2 separate regions of the Homo sapiens genome follow, and region 1 is linked to region 2. Evidence: chromatin loops called from intact Hi-C (ENCODE). Cell type or tissue: heart right ventricle. All regions are shown on one strand.

Evidence for each region. Hi-C counts contacts between places; a loop is a spot of excess contacts. Peaks named below come from ENCODE experiments on the same cell type or tissue, not always from the same donor. Only the 100,000 strongest peaks of a DNase experiment are listed, where the experiment ranks them.
Region 1: it touches region 2 in a loop (2.6-fold over the local background); 6 of 110 quality-filtered maps call a loop at or near these places.

The regions. Positions count from the first base shown.
Region 1 is chr4:10,378,223-10,386,222 of GRCh38, forward strand. No RefSeq gene overlaps it. Among named protein-coding and RNA genes, the nearest start is that of ZNF518B, 75 kb to the right of the region's middle. In heart right ventricle, no CTCF peak of the experiment used is centred here; no DNase peak of the experiment used is centred here.
Region 2 is chr4:10,170,640-10,178,639 of GRCh38, forward strand. No RefSeq gene overlaps it. Among named protein-coding and RNA genes, the nearest start is that of WDR1, 58 kb to the left of the region's middle. In heart right ventricle, a CTCF peak has its summit at 2,834; DNase peaks (open chromatin) are centred at 2,888 and 4,022; H3K27ac peaks cover 2,685 bases.

The DNA of each region.
Region 1 (8,000 bases), 210 kb after region 2:
TAAAAATAAAAAGGGGTATAGTGGAATATAACACCCCCATTGGAGCTGAAGGGCATTTCATTGGAAACTTAAACATTGATCCAGTGGCTTTGGGAGGCCGAGGTGGGCAGATAACGAGGTCAGGAGATTGAGACCATCCTGGCTAACATGGTGAAACCCCGTCTCTACTAAAAATACAAACAAAAATTAGTTGGGCATGGTGGCGGGCACCTGTAGTCCCAGCTGCTCGGGAGGCTGAGGCAGGAGCATGGCGTGAACCTGGGAGGCGGAGCTTGCAGTGAGCCAAGATCATGCCACTGCACTCCAGCCTGGGTGACAGAGTGAGACTCTGTCTCAGGGGGGAAAAAAAAAATTTATCCAATGGCAAGTTAGCACTAATGATAAATGTCATTTTTCCTTGTTGTATGGATAAAGCTACCTTTCCTTACCTGTTTTTACACTACCTGCTAACTAGCATTGAAGGTATCCTTGGTGACCTTACTACAATCTTAAAAGGACCCTCCACTAAATATTATATGGAAAATTGCATGTTTTAATTTCCTGGTTAGTAGTCTGCTTGTTCTTGGAACTTTTCCTTAGTTGAGACAGATGACTAGTCTCACACCAGGTTAAAGTAGAGCTGCTCACAGATGTCACAAGGATCATCTACAGTGGAAGATCAAGGTTTTGATTGTAGATGTTTTAGCTGTGGTAGAGGCTCGTTAATACTAATGTCAAGATCTATGGATGTTGAGGGCTGGAGATCGTAAAGCTTTCCTAGTTGATGCTTCATAACTGCTGATGCTTTAGTCAGAAAAACAGTTACGGAAAAGTTTTCCTTTACATCAAATCTTGCAGTAGTGGTAGGCATGTTACCTGTAAAATGACACAGCCTTCTTTCCATGAAGGGATAGTACTCAAAGATCATACTCTTTAAAACTTACACCTGTCATGCAAACTGCAAATGTCAGCTGGATATTTTGAAATACTGCAAATGGAAAATGTGTGGTCTTGATTATCCAAGTGGGGACCTGGAATGATGTGACAGGAAATTCCTATATCGTTAAAAGCCTGTGCTTCAGAGAAGTATAATACAGAGGGGAAGAATTATATGGTTTGACCCTGTCCTCACCCAAATCTCATCTTGAATTGTAATAATCCCCATATATATATATATATGTATATGTATGTATGTATGTATATATGTGTATATGTGTGTATATATATGTGTGTGTATGTGTATGTGTGTGTATGTGTATGTGTGTGTATATATGTGTATATATGTATATATGTATGTGTATATATGTGTATATATGTGTATATATGTGTATATATGTATATCCTGAGATGATTCTGAAATATTTCCTGTCGGCATTCCCAGTAAGACTGAACCACAACAGCCTAGAGGCAAGCAGCCCAAGGCTCTGCATATATATATATATATATATATATATATACACACACACCCCCATATATTTATATATACACTCATATGTACACATGCGTGCACATACGTACACATACATACACATACGTACACATATACACACATACATACATATACACACATATACACACATACACACATATACATATATACACACATACATACACATATACATACACATACACATACACACATATACACACACACATGCACACACATACACATACACACACATACACACATACACACACACATATATACACATATATGCACATATATACACACATATACACATATATACACATACACACACACATATATACACACATACACACATGTACACATATATATACGTATATAATATATATACACATATACACATATATACACATACACATATATACACATATACACATATACACACACATACACACATATACACACACATATACACATATATACACACATGTACACACATGGGTACATACATATACATATACATATATATGTATATACATATATACATATACACATACACATATATACGTGTACACACATACATGTATACATACAAGTGTATATATACACATACATGTATATATATGCATGTGTGTGTATATGTATGTGTATGTATATATATACACACACACACACATATATATATATATTTGGTATTTAAGCATGTCCCAAGGATGCAGCTTATTTCTGTTGATGTGTGGCTAGATGTATTCCACTTCCTATGGATTTTGCCATTATTTTATAAAATCTGTTGTCCCAAAGACCCTTCTTCTGCTCTATTGTGTAGGTTTTACAACCTTATAGGGTTTTTCTTAGATGAAGGAATGGGTATGTGCAGACCTATTCTGGGTTCCTACCTCTATTTGGAACACATTTCAGTGTCTTAGCATTTCAAAGCCCCACTCCTGTGTTTCCAGCACAGTACGTCAGGGATGATACAACATCACAGTAGGCACTGCACAGGGGGCATAAAGGCTTGAAGGTGGACACTGCCTGTCTCTGCTTCGCAGCTCCTTGTTCACTGTTGCTCTGTGATACTGGACACTGTGTCTCTCTTGGGCCACAGTGACTTTCTCTCTTGACTCCTTGTGGTGTGGAATATTGGCTGTTTTTGGTTGTGTTCACAGGTATCTCCTTAGGGAGTTTGTTTCCACTTCAGTCCTTGTTCAGCTAGTGATTCTTAGAATAAGGAAGCTGAATTGGACAGTGTCTTGAGAACTTGAGTCATCATGAATGAGGCTGTGTCTGTGCTACCTTGAGCTTTGTTTCAAATCTGAAAGTGTTTCAATGGAATGCAGTTTTTCACAATAATTTAAAGATTGCTTATTTTTTGGTCTAGAAAAACAGGAAGTTTTTCTCGTGTAGAGGAAGCAAGGAGCCCTTGTCCATCTGTGCTTCTGGTGGGAGGTTGAAAATTAGAGAATCATTTTCTTCATAGTCAACATGTATATCCTATATCTACTTGTTGGAAAAGGTTTGCTCAGTTGTCTCTCAGGCATTAGCACAAATAACTGAGATTTAAATTGAACAACGCTCATAATTTTATCTTCAAATAGAGACTTTAAAATGTATGCCTCATTTTATATTCCTGACTTAGATAACTTGATACTTTCATATCAATCAAATGAGAGAATGCTTATTCTTTGTCCTAATTGAAGTATGGAAGAAAATGCTGACGTCTTAGTTTGAATTCACTAAACTCATAATCTGAGACCTGTGCTTGGAAGATTTGTTTTAAGAAGTGATCCTGGAGCCCCAGAGGATGGAGCAGTGAAAGCAGTGGAGATGGGCAGAGCGTTGGGCTGCTTGCCTCTAGGCTGTTGTGGTTCAGTCTTACCGGGAATGCTGACAGGAAATATTTCAGAATCATCTCAGGATGTGCCTCCTAGGAAACGGTGTTCTGGGATTCACTCTCAAACTGACAACCCATTGATCAAGGTTAATCTGCTCTCTGCACAGCTGAGATGGCCCTTAGTGCCTGAGGCTGAGCTGCCTTGGGATAATTTTGGGAAAGCCTTAGGACAATGACCTTGAAGTCATGGGAAAGGGTCCTGATGGGATGAGACAACAGGCATGGTGCTGTCTTCCACTGCTGTGCTCAGAAAAAGGGGGTCTAGAGGATAACACTGAGATTTCCAGTCTCTCACACTTGTCCATACTTCCCGGAGGGATCCCAATGTTCCTGGGTGATATGGTTTGGCTCTATGTCCCCATCCAAATCTCACCTTGAATTGCAATAATCCTCACATGTCAAGGGCAGAACCAGGTGGAGATGATTGTATCATGGGGTTGGTTTCCCCCATACTGTTCTCATGAAAGTTCTCATGAAATCTGATGGTGTTATAAGGGGTTTCGCCCTTTGGCTCTCATTCTTCTCTTGCCTGCCACCATGTAAGATGGGGTTTTTGTCTTCTGCCATGATTGTGAGGCCTCCCCAGCCATGTGGAACTCTGAGCCCATTAAACCTCTTTTAATTTGTAAATTACACAGTCTCGGGTGTGTCTTTATCAGCAGTGTGAAAACAGACTGATACAGTAAATTGGTACCAGCAGAGTGGGGTACTGCTATAAAGATACCCTAAAATGTGGAAGTGACTTTGGAACTGGGTAACAGGCAGAGGTTGGAACAGTTTGGAGGGCTCAGAAGGCAGGAAAATATGGGAAAGTTTAGAACCTCCTGAAAACTCAGATAGCTTTGACAAAAATGCTGACAATGAAATCTAGGCTGAGGTGGTTTCAGATGGAGATGAGGAACTTGTTGGGAACTGAAGTAAAGGTGACTCTTGCTATGTTTTAGCAAAGAAACTGGTAGCATTTTGCCGCTATCACAGAGATTTGTGGAACTTTGAACTTGAGGGAGATGATTTAGGGTATCCAGTGGAAGAAATTTCTAAGCAGCAAAGCATTCAACAGATGACTTTGGGTGCTATTAAAAGCATTCAGTTTTATAAGGGAAACACAGCATAAAAGTACAAAGAAACTTTGCAGCCTGATGCGATAGAAAAGAACCCATTTTCTAAGGAGAAATTCATGCTTAAATTTGTATAAGTAAAGAGCCAAATGTTAATCAGCAAGACAGTGGGGTAAATGTCTCCTGGGCATGTCAGAGGTCTTCACTGCAGCCTCTCACATCTCAGGCCTGGAGGTCGAGAAGGAAAAAACGGTTTCATGGGCCAGTCTCAGGGGACTCTTGCTGTGTGCAGCCTAAGGACTTGGTGCCCTGTGTCCCAGCTGCTCCAGTCTTAGCTAAAAGGGGCCAAGGTACTGTTTGGGCCATGGCTTCAAAGGGTATAAGCCCCAAGCCTTGGCAACTTACACATTGTGTTGAGCCTGCAGGTGCACACAAGTCAATAATTGAGGTTTGAGAACCTCTGCCTAGATTTCAGAGGATGTATGGAAATACCTGTCCAGGCATAAGTTTGTTGCAGGGGTAGAGCCCTCATGGGGAACCTCGGCTAGGGCAATGCAGAAGGGAAATGTGCAGCAGGAGCCCCCACATAGTCCTCACTGGGGCACTGCCTAGTAGAGCTGTGAGAAAGAGGGCCACTGTACTCCAGCCCCCCGGAATAGTAGATCCACCAACAGCTTGCACCATGCCCCTAAAAAAAAGTCAGACACTTGATGCCAGCCCATGAAACCAGATTTGGATGGGTGGAGGGGCTATACCTTGCAAAGCCATAGGGGCAGAGATGTCCAAGACCATGGGAGCCCACCTCTTGCATCAGCATGACCTGGATGTGAGACATGGAGTCAAAGGAGATCACTTCAGAGCTTTAAGATTTGACTGTCCCACTGAATTTTGGACTTGTATAGGATCTGTAGCCTATTGGTTTGGGCCAATTTCTCCCATCCATCTGGAATGGGTGTATTTACCCAATGCCTGTATCTAGGAAGTAACTTGCTTTTGATTTTATAGGCTCATGGGTGGGAAGGACTTGCCTCATTTCAGATGAGACTTTGGACTTGGACTTCAGGGTTAATGCTGGAATGAGTTAAGGCTTTAGAGGACCGTTGGAAGGGCATGATTGTGTTTTGAAAAGTGAGAACATGAGATTTGGGAGGGGCCGGGGTGGAATGATATGGTTTGGCTGTGTCACCAACCAAATCTCATCTTGAACTGTAATAATCCCCACATATCAAGGGTGGAACCGGGTGGAGATGATTGAATCATGGCGTTGGTTTCCCTCTTACTGTTTTCATGATAGTGAGTTCTTATGAGATCTGGTGGCTTTATAAGGTGTTTCTACCTTCATTTGGCTCTCATTCTTCCCTTGCCTGTTGCCATGTAAGACATGCCTTTGTTCCTCCTTGCCTTCTGCCATGATTATGAAGCCTCCCCAGCCATGTGGAACTGTGAGTCTATTAAACCTCTTCTTCATAAATTAACCAGTCTCAGGTATGTCTTTATCAGCAGCGTGAAAATAAATTAATATACTTGGGTTGCCCTTTAGTGAGAAAGGAACGGCATCAGTCCTATTGCAATAGGACTGTTCCATAGCTGAAAATTCTGACATTCATCATCTTTGGATGGTCTTTATCTTTGCATTTAGCCCTGTGAATCCTAATGAAGGCTGGCTTGGTGGGTGACATCTCCCTTGAAACACTCAAGTCTGAATCAGACGAGAGTGAAACGTGTTTGAAACTGGGGTCCTGCTGCATTCACTGCAGTGTTTTACCTTGGTTCCAGGTTATTTTCAACACCAATGATGAACACCGTGAGGAATTCCAAGCCTATTTTGCTTTTGTTTGACAACAGGTGTCTGGGCTTTGTGTGACCTCATTCTGCCAAATCCTCAAGGTCTCAGCATACAGAATTCTTAAACTCATCTTCCTGATATCCTTGCTGCTTATTTGCCATAAGCAGATCTTCTCCATCTGAGTTTTTTTCATGGTCTATGTGAGATTTTCTCCCTCTGGTTACTTTGGGATAGACTTTAGCTCTGATTTCTCTCTAGACATGTCCACAGGCAGCTGTTACATGCACAATGTTTACTTTAAGCCTGGTTTCTCAGATGTTGCCCCAAGAATCACGCACTTGAGCTCGAAAATCTCTGGGTATTCAATATGCTGCCATGGGATTATTGCTTGAAAATTGTCTTCAAGATATATAAACTATCTTAAAGTGGCAGAACTTTCAGGTGACAGCCTTTTCTTTCCCATTGGTTGTGGTTTCTCTGAGAATGAGGACACAGGTGTTTGAACCACAAGTAATGGGCACGGAGGTCACCTTGAACCCAAGTGCCTGACGTCCTACTTTCCACCCTGTTCTGAGGAGCCCCTTGGAACGAGCTGTTTGAGTGACTGAAATGTAAACATTTCTTTTGGTTACTGTGCCTTTTCTTCAATTGAACAGGCAGTAGGAACATAAGTAATTAAAGCAGTTATTTTAATAATCTAGGTCATAGCTGCATCTTCCCTGAGTGCTCCAAGGTGTGCAGAATCTGATATGACCACAGGTTGCTCTTAGGTTGACTCATAGTTGAGCACCTCAGGGAGCCCATCCCACTGAAGGCTGCCCCACCCTGGAGCATGTGTGCAGCAGCTCTTAGTGGCTCCCACAAATCCCTCATGTGATGCAGCAGGGGATGCTCTCAGGCATTGCCATATAAGATTGTGATTATGACTGGTTATATTTCTATAAGATAACCACTGAGTCTGACCAGATGATAGCCTTCCTGCAGTATGTCCAATTTGTTTCTTGTCGTGTTGGGCTGGTGAATACATATCTAGACAGTGGGAGCTCTGTCTGATCCAACATACTAAGGACATGTTGAAAGAATCAGCTGTACCCTTCACAGAAACTTAATCCAATGTGATGTTAAAATATCCTGTCACTTAAGTTACCAGTGGTCACACAAGTTGGGATCTCTTAAGGGCCAGGTGAGGCCTGGGGCTAAGAGTTTGATGGAGCCTCCTATTGGAGCCCTAATGAGAATTGCCCAGCCCCAGCATCCAGTGAGCAGCTCTATACTGACAGGTGCTTCCTCAGGTTCTATCCTGAAAATTCTTTCCTTCAATTGGTTCCATCCACCCAGGATAATAGCACCATTTGGAGATGGCAAACTTCCCAGCAGCCCAGTTTCAGAAACTGGGTCCACTCTCAGAACACCTCATGGCAGGCCGCTGACACTGTGGGGCTGGTACACAGTCCATCCTCTGGCCTGAAATTCCTTCAGGACTTGGCTGAATGTCTTTACCTCTGAATAGAACTGAGTACCAAACTCTTCTGTAAGTGGATGAGGAATAGCTGCCTTATTTTTAGTAGGGCTCATACACTGACACCTTTGTGCAAGGGCCCTGTTTCCAGGGTCACCTCAGGTTAGAGAGCACTAAGGGAATGATTTCATTGGTCTACCTCAAAGATCAGAGAGGAAAGGGTGTCTCCTCTCTCATGCCTGAGTACTGATGTGTCCTCATTGTTAATGATGTGACCTATATCTGCTTCAAACTCCACTGTTTCTTTTTAGAAAGTTTAGCAGATAATATTCTTGAGTCACCCCTTATCTTATAAAGAGCAGGCATTGTTGGTGAGAGATGTATATCTTTGGCAGTTTCTC
Region 2 (8,000 bases):
AATTGTATACTTGGAGTTCCATAGTCACTGTTACCCGCAACCCCACACTTTGTTTTTGTAATTGCTGTTTTAGGGAGAGATTGATTCTACAATGGCTTGTCCTTATGAATTATGGGATGCCAGTAATGTGTTTAATATTCCATATAGAGAAAAATGTAGCTAGAGCTTGGCTAGTATAGCCTGGGGCATTATCTGTTTTAACTGAAGTTGGAATGCCTATGATTGTGTGAAGCCTTGTAAAAGATGCCACTTAATACAGGCAGAAGATTCTCCTGTTTTGACAGGTAGCTTAAAGTGAGAAAATGTGTCTACATATACATGCACGTAAGCTAGTCTCCCAAAAGTTGGGAACATATATGACAGCCATTGGCCAAAGAGAATTAGGTTCCAATCCTCGAGGATTAACTCCTGTAAAAGATGAGGAATGCACCATTTGGCAAGTTGCGCATTGCTGGATGATAGCTTTAGCTTCTTTCCAGGTAATGCTGTATCTGCATTTGAGACCAGAGGCATTAAGGGTTAAATTGTGAAAGTGTATAGTATTAGATAATGCAGTAGCAACTAGGCGATAAGTCATTTGATTGCCTGTGGTCAAAGGTCCTGGAAGGGAAGTGTATGAGCTCTAATTGAGTAATGTAAAAAGGGTGCATTCTATTCCTAACTGCCGTTTGCAGTTGGGTGAATAAAGTAATCAGTTGTTCATCTGTATGAAATTGTGTAACTTAGCATTTTCAATTGGGTGGAGTGAACCACATATGAACAATTAGAAATTACATTGACAGGCATCTCAAGCACTCAGCACCTCAATTACAGCTACAAGCTCTGCTTTTTGAGCTGAAGTATAGGGTGTCTGAAAATTTTTTAATCCAGAATGAGAAGCTTTACCATTACTAGACCCATCTGTAAAAATATATTTAGCACCTTCAATTGGTTTAAATTGTTCTAGGGAGAATCCAATTTTAAAAATTGAAATAATTTTCAAAGTGATCAGGAACACCTACAAAATCAGCTAAATGGGTTTACCAAGTAAGACTATTTATAAAGGCCTGTTGTATTTGTGCCTTTGTAAGAGGGACAATTTTTCCAAGGTCATATCCATGCAATTTAACAATTCAAGTTCTCCCATTTCCTATCAGTAGCAGTTTGATCCAAATAAGGAGTTAAGGACTGCGAATTAGTATGTGGAAGAAAAAGCCATTCTAAGTCTTGGTCTTGGACAATAACACCAGTAGGTGAATGCTGAGTTGGAAAAATCTAAAGTCTTTTTTTGATCTATTCCGTTTGATCTTTATGTATTTGCTTCTCAATTAGCTGTAACTCTGTCTCAGCCTCCTGTAATTGCCAAGGGCTAGCGAGACTAGGATCCTCCTCTAACGATAGAAAACAGGCTACTCATGGCACAGGTAGGAATGCCTAGAGCAGGTCATATCCAATTAATGTCTCCTAGTAATTTTTGAAAGTCAATGTCTTCAATTCCAACGTATGGTTAGTTTCTGTGGCACTATTGTAGTGTCATTTACTAAGCCGTGCTATACGCTCTCCTGGCTCTGCTTTCCAGGGAACAGAAGTAGATACAATAACTTGAATTTCTCCATTGTAATCTGACTCCTGTTTGTACTTGTATTCCTTTTAAACTTAAACTAGACCTACCTAGAAGTAATTCTGCTGTCCCCGCAGGCAGGGGTCCGCTCCTGTTGACACCTTTTGCGGGGGTTCCCCAGGCAGAAGGCTCGCAGCTTTAGTGCAGCATAACTCTGGCGGGTACTGGCTGTGGCAGGGGACAGGCATTGTACAGGGGTGAGAGAGTGGCCTGAGCCAGGAATGACCCGGTTTGGAACGGAGCCTGGGACGGACCCTCATGGCACTTCCCGAAATTGGGTTCTCATCTTTATCAGACTTAGTGACGCTGATTAGCCCAGTGTTTTCCTTTTTTGCATTTTGGACATATTCCAGGCTCAGCAGTTGTTTGCCCCCCCAACTGGGAGCCTGACTTGCTGATTTTTTTTTTTCCCCTGCATTCTTTTTTAGTATTACCATGCTTCCCACAGTTAAAACAAGCTCCAGGAAATGAATATTTCCTTTACCCACTTTCAGTCCTGCCATTGCCTTGGGCTAGCAGGATAACTTTATGCAGATTACCTCTGATACTATCACAAGCTTTAATATACTCGACCAAATGTGCTTTTCCTTTAATAAGTGGCAGAGCAACTTGGCACTCAGGATTGGCATTGTCAAAAGCAATAACTGCAACACCATATCCTGAGCAGCAGAATCTGCAATCGCCTTTTTAAGAGACTCCTGTAACCTGGCTATAAAATCTACATATGGTTCTTTTGGTCCTTGTCTCACAGCACTAAAAGATGGGTATTCTGAAGTGATTTTCCCCAGCTCTAATACGTACTCCTAAGGTGCTCTATGGCATCATCCTGCATGACCACTTGCACATCTAAACCAGCCCAGCCGCTAATCCCCAAAAGTTGGCCTGCAGTTACATAAATTTGAGGTTGGGCCTGGGCAGTGTGAGCAGCCTGAATGGAAGCTTCCTCTGCCCACCAAGTTTTAAGCTGTAAGAATTGAACATGAGTCAGACAAGCTCGAGTAAGAGCCTCCCAGTCAGTAGGGATCACCTGACTGGAGACGAGAACATTTAACAGTCTTATTACAAAAGGAAAACCTGGTCCATACTGATTAATAGCTTGTTTAAATTCTTTAACTTAAAAGGAAGAGGCTCACATGTAACCATAATATTCCCGTTGATCAGGTGGTTGTATTGTCATGGCAACTGCCAAGCATCCATATCACCCTCTCATCTAGCTTGCTGGATTCCTGCCTGAATGTAACTGAGAGCGGTCACTTGAGGCGCTGCTCAGTCACAGGGGCAACTACTTTTCACCCAGTGTCCTCCAGAAGAGATCCGGAGGGGGTCAGGCCACTTTCTTCAAAATGGGTGGGGAGGTGTAGAGGGTTAGGGATAAACATCTCCCTCTGCCGCTTTAGCTGGCAAGCAAACTTGCTCTGTCATCTTCGGTTACTTCATTGTACTCTCCTTCCTGACTTTTTTTTCTCATCTGTGTGGAAAGGTTCCAAGGTGGAATGAACCAGAGCCCACACTGACTAGTTTACAGGAATATCCTCAGCACCATCCTTATATGCCTTTTTCAGTGCACTGCCTACCTTTTCCCAGACCTCTACATTCAGAGTTCCTTGGTCCAGAAACCAGGGGCAATATTTCTCTACCACACTAAAAAGCTGCATAAGTCATCTGGTGCTACCCTTCACTCCTCCTTTTGAGATGCCAAAGCAGACTCAAGCCTCATGTCTGCTCACCCCTTGTCCCATTGTTATCCTGATGCTTCTGAGCTCCCCTTCTTACCCACAGGGATTGCTTAAAGAGTACTCGGGTGTGCTCCAGTGTAGTTCCACGTACTCCAGCCGTTGCTCCAGTGACCTTTCGACTGGAATTCGAGCCCCCCCATTGGGCACTGCTTGCCAAGACCAGCTCGGTTGTGGAGACCCTAAACCAATGGTGCTAGAGGAATTCGACTCAGGAATTAGGGTATAAAGTGGAAATCGGGGGGCTGACAGCCTTGAGAGCTAAGAGCCATGAACAGAGACTGGCCCACACATTTGACAAAGTCAGTGATAAGCATAGTTTTTATAGATAAGCTAAAAGCATTCCTTAGGGGAAACAAAGCATTCTTAGCAAGGAGCAAAGAAACAGGTGCTGGCTTGATCATCTGCAGCAAAAGCATATTAAGGCACAGGCAGCTCCTGCTATTGTTAGTGGTTTGACCAGTTTTCCCTCTCTGGGCAGGCCAGGTTTTCCTAGCCCCCTGCTCCAGTAAACCTCTAGCAGTGTGTGTGATAGCCATCATGATCGTGTCATGTTGCTGCAGAAATCCTGTTTGTGGTGTTTCTTTAAGGCCTGTTTGACAGGGTTAGGGCTTGCTACCAGCACCAGACAGCACAGGGGCCAGTGTGAGATTAGTATGGCTGGGTGAGAAGTCCTGCCAAGGTGCTGGCAGATCTGGGCTGTTGCCAGATGGACTTGAGAGCTCTATTCTGGGAGTAGATTTTTGGCAGGCTTTTTCCAGACTCGAGAGGGCCCTCAGCTGATATATGGTCTCAGTAATGGATCAGGCTCTACCATGTACCATGAAAGTGTCTTATGACCAATTTAGATCTCAACTTCATAGAAAGCTGTCACAATGAACTGAATGTTATGCATAGTCCAGGAGAGGGATTTTTTTCTTGGTCATAAAATGGTTTGTTAGGGAATCATGACTCTTCCCTTGTTATCTAAGTCCTTCAACTTCATACCTGTTACCCGTCTTTGCCTATGACTTAAACTGAAGTGTAGTAAAGTTATGTGCTTTTTGTGGGAGAAGTCCTAGGCCTCTCGCTTAGTGGTGTCCAGGTAGCTACTTAACCCCAAAGAACAATCTATACAATAAGACCTAGACTGGAAACACAAAGTTCTCTGTGAATCTCGTCTGAGATGGGTAATGTGGTGTGAGACCTTATGGCTGACAGGTGTCATAGCCACAGCTGGTTAGTGTCAGTTACTATAGACCCAGAGGTGCGTCTGTGCTTGTGAAATACTTGGAGGGAATTAGTATGTTATTGGCTTCTTTGGTTCCCTTATGCCTTTATGTCATGTCCCTTAATGGAAGAATTTGTACAGCTTTTCCTGTATTAAAAATAAAGAACTGGTATCATAACCTCTCCACACTTAAGGCCCTTCAGGGACTAAGACTTAGGCCTGACCTCAGCTCAGTGGCTGAGCTCATGGATCCCAGCCATGTTGAGCTGCAGAGCTAATCATACAATGCTAGAAGCACACTTGAAGGTGATGCGCCATCACCAGGTGGCTGGGTCCCAAGAGTCATCTTTTGCTGAGAAGCATGTGATGGGAACCTCTGGGCTCTGGGGTGTCTTCTGGGGCAAGCAAGCATTGGGGCAGGAGGTACAATAGTGCCTGAGCTACCCTTTGTACCTTCCTCTGCTCTGAGGATCCTAGACAACTTTGATCCATGTCAATGTCTTACTCGGCTTTTCAGACAACTGTGACCTTGGATTGCCCACTTGGCTATCTGTTATAAGTAAAACTTCCAGTTTGTTCTTTCACTCAATGTTTTGAAATCATTCATAAACTTCTCGGCTGTCATAAGGCCTCAGGAATCATTGGTATGAAGAATCTGGTTAGAGGGTATCGGAAGATACAATGACATAGCCATCAGAATGGAACCTTTAAGTCTGAATTCTTGGCCCTTAGAGCTTGGGCTATAATGTAGCCAGAGATCCATCTCATCCAAAACCAGACTGAAACACACGTTTCCGTATACCACTGTGTCTGAGTGATGCACGTAGGATCGTTTTCTGCTGGGATACGCACTGAACTGACAGCCTTGGTGAACATGAGGGAGATGGATGGACCCCAGTCTCTGCACCTAGTAGACCTTTGGTAGTTTACCCTGTTTCATGAAATGTGTGGCTCAAGTCTAGTTCTTTCACTGCGCACTGACACTGCCAGAAAAGGCCTTGGAACTTTCTGCAGTGGTTGTGTTGTTCATACTGCCTTGTGTGCAGGGGAGACTTAAGATAGAGGAAGGCTGCTCCCCTGACTAAAATGAGGTGCATTCTCAGAGGGGGCACCTGAATTTCCACTGGATGTGGGAAGCATTCCTCACCCAAGTCATACTACTTTAGATCCTGGATCTGAGTCATCCAGGACCCAACACTTGAGGTCTGGCCCCAGTGGAAAGTGATGGGAAGGTTGGTCCTCCAATCACAGCTTGCAAGATGTCCCTATGTGATCACTGTACCAGTGTCCATAGTAGGAGATGTTAACACCCAAACTCATTGTTGCTTATAAAGGTCTGTATATAGACACTAAGGTAAATGCGTAGCAAAAGGGCCAGGTGTTAGGGAACAGGTAGAAGGTGGACCAGTTCTCAGCTCCAGAAAACAAGCTTCAACAGTCATAGTGAGGCATCTGCATGCTTCAACCTGAATCTGAAATACTTAACACACTACCTATGCTCCCAGAATCCTCCAAAGTCCTCAAATTACATGTATATCTGATATCCACCTATCAACTAGATCAGAAACTTTTAATTGGATGCTCCTGTGTAATTTTTCATTGGGGGCTGTCCTGTGCACTGTAGGACTTTAAGCAGCACAATTTACCTTTTCTGCTAGGTGCCCATAGCAATTCCCTTCAACCCCTGAAGGGCTGTGATCAACATCTAGACACTTCTCCCTGGAAAGCAGAATTGACCACTTGAATACCTAACTAGGTTTCAAGAAACCATCAGCTGTCTTGGGGGTAGTTCTCTCATGGCACCTTCATGTGTGGAGTACTAGATGCCTGTGTGTTTTCTCCATGATCTTTGAAAGGTTGGAGAACAGACAATCTGAAGCTGAGCAATGCCTTCACAGAGGTGAACTCTCCCAGAAAAAATCCCTTCAAGGTAGCCCCTAGGGCCTGGGATTTAATTGTTCTCCTTTCCACGTTGAAGAATCCTCTTCACCACCGAGTCTTGGGATGCAATTGGCAGGTCCATACCCTTATGTCTTCACTGTGCGTGTCTTGGCATGGGCTTCTTACTGCTCAAGAGTCTGAATTGGACCATTCCCATAGGCCCCTCCACATATGAGTGTTCCAGATCTCTTCTATGTAATCATCTTCCGGGGTCTGACCAGTCAGTCCATTTTCCAATATATGGGACCAATTATCCTCAAATCCCTTATCCCGTAAGAGATGATCAAGTTTATTGATTGAACTTCTGCCAAATGAGAGGATTTTTTCCCCAATGACGACTTAGGGTGCCCTCAGAGAAGCTTTAGTGTCACAACAGTTTATACTCGGCTATCACATATTGAGTCAATCATCCATAAACCAGAACTTTACCCTTTGCCAGTTGGTCATAGAGATCTCCCCTTGAGGCTACAGGTATGAGCTGACAGATGCAGGTACTACAGAGCTTGAGGATGATGGGAGTCTGAGCCACCTAGTTTTGTGATTTAAATGTAGTTCTATGTTTATTTCCCTCACAACCTTGTTGTGCCCATGGAGCTTCTGCCTCTATGGGTCTCACAACACCCAGATCAGGCTAGGAAGTTCTAAAAGTTACTAGCTGTCTCATGGCCAAGAGCTCAGTCTCCAAGGCTCAGTAACATGGTTGAAGCTGACCTGAAGGGTAATCAGCCTTCTACTGGCAGACTTAGGCTAGAATCTTAATGGTCTGTAGTATTTTTACTAAAGTATCCCCCAGATGCCTCCCATGACCACCTCCTACCATGGATCTAATATGAGAGGCAAGGCAACATTTTAGAAGGCCAAGATTAGCTGCAGGGCCCTCATCTGATGAGGCCTCTTCAAAACTTATACCTGTTGGAGCCCACTAAAAATGGCTTACAGTAGTTAAGTGTGATACGCTGTATCAAATTCACAAACTCCTATTTTGAAAGTACACTGTTTATGGTAGGAGATAATCCAAGGAACTGTCCTTGAATTTGAAAGTTGGAAGTGATGTCCCTGCATGCCCTAGATACTTAAGCATTGTGGATAGACCCCTGAGTCTTGGTAGGCTTTCCCCTCCCTCTGGCACTTGGGTATGCTCCAGAGCACTGGCTGCTTCCTGATGGGTCTGACTTATGCCAATAATAAAGTGGCCCAGCGAGATCTCCTGTGAGATGCCAGCAAAACCAAGACTTCAGCCTATGACATTAGGACAGACCAGTAGAGTTAATACCGCCTGAGGACAAGACAATGTGTATTCCTGGCCTTACCATGAATAAGCCAAACTGAACTTGGAACCTCAATGAGGAGGATTTGAAAGAATGGATTTTCCAGAATGGCGGTAAGCCTCCACTCAATGTCAGAAGTGGTGGTTACTAGCAAAGATACCATAATGTTGCATGATGGCTATGCTAAATCAAATATATGGTAGTTCACTGTCATGTGACATGGAACTCCAAAAGATGAAAACCACAAG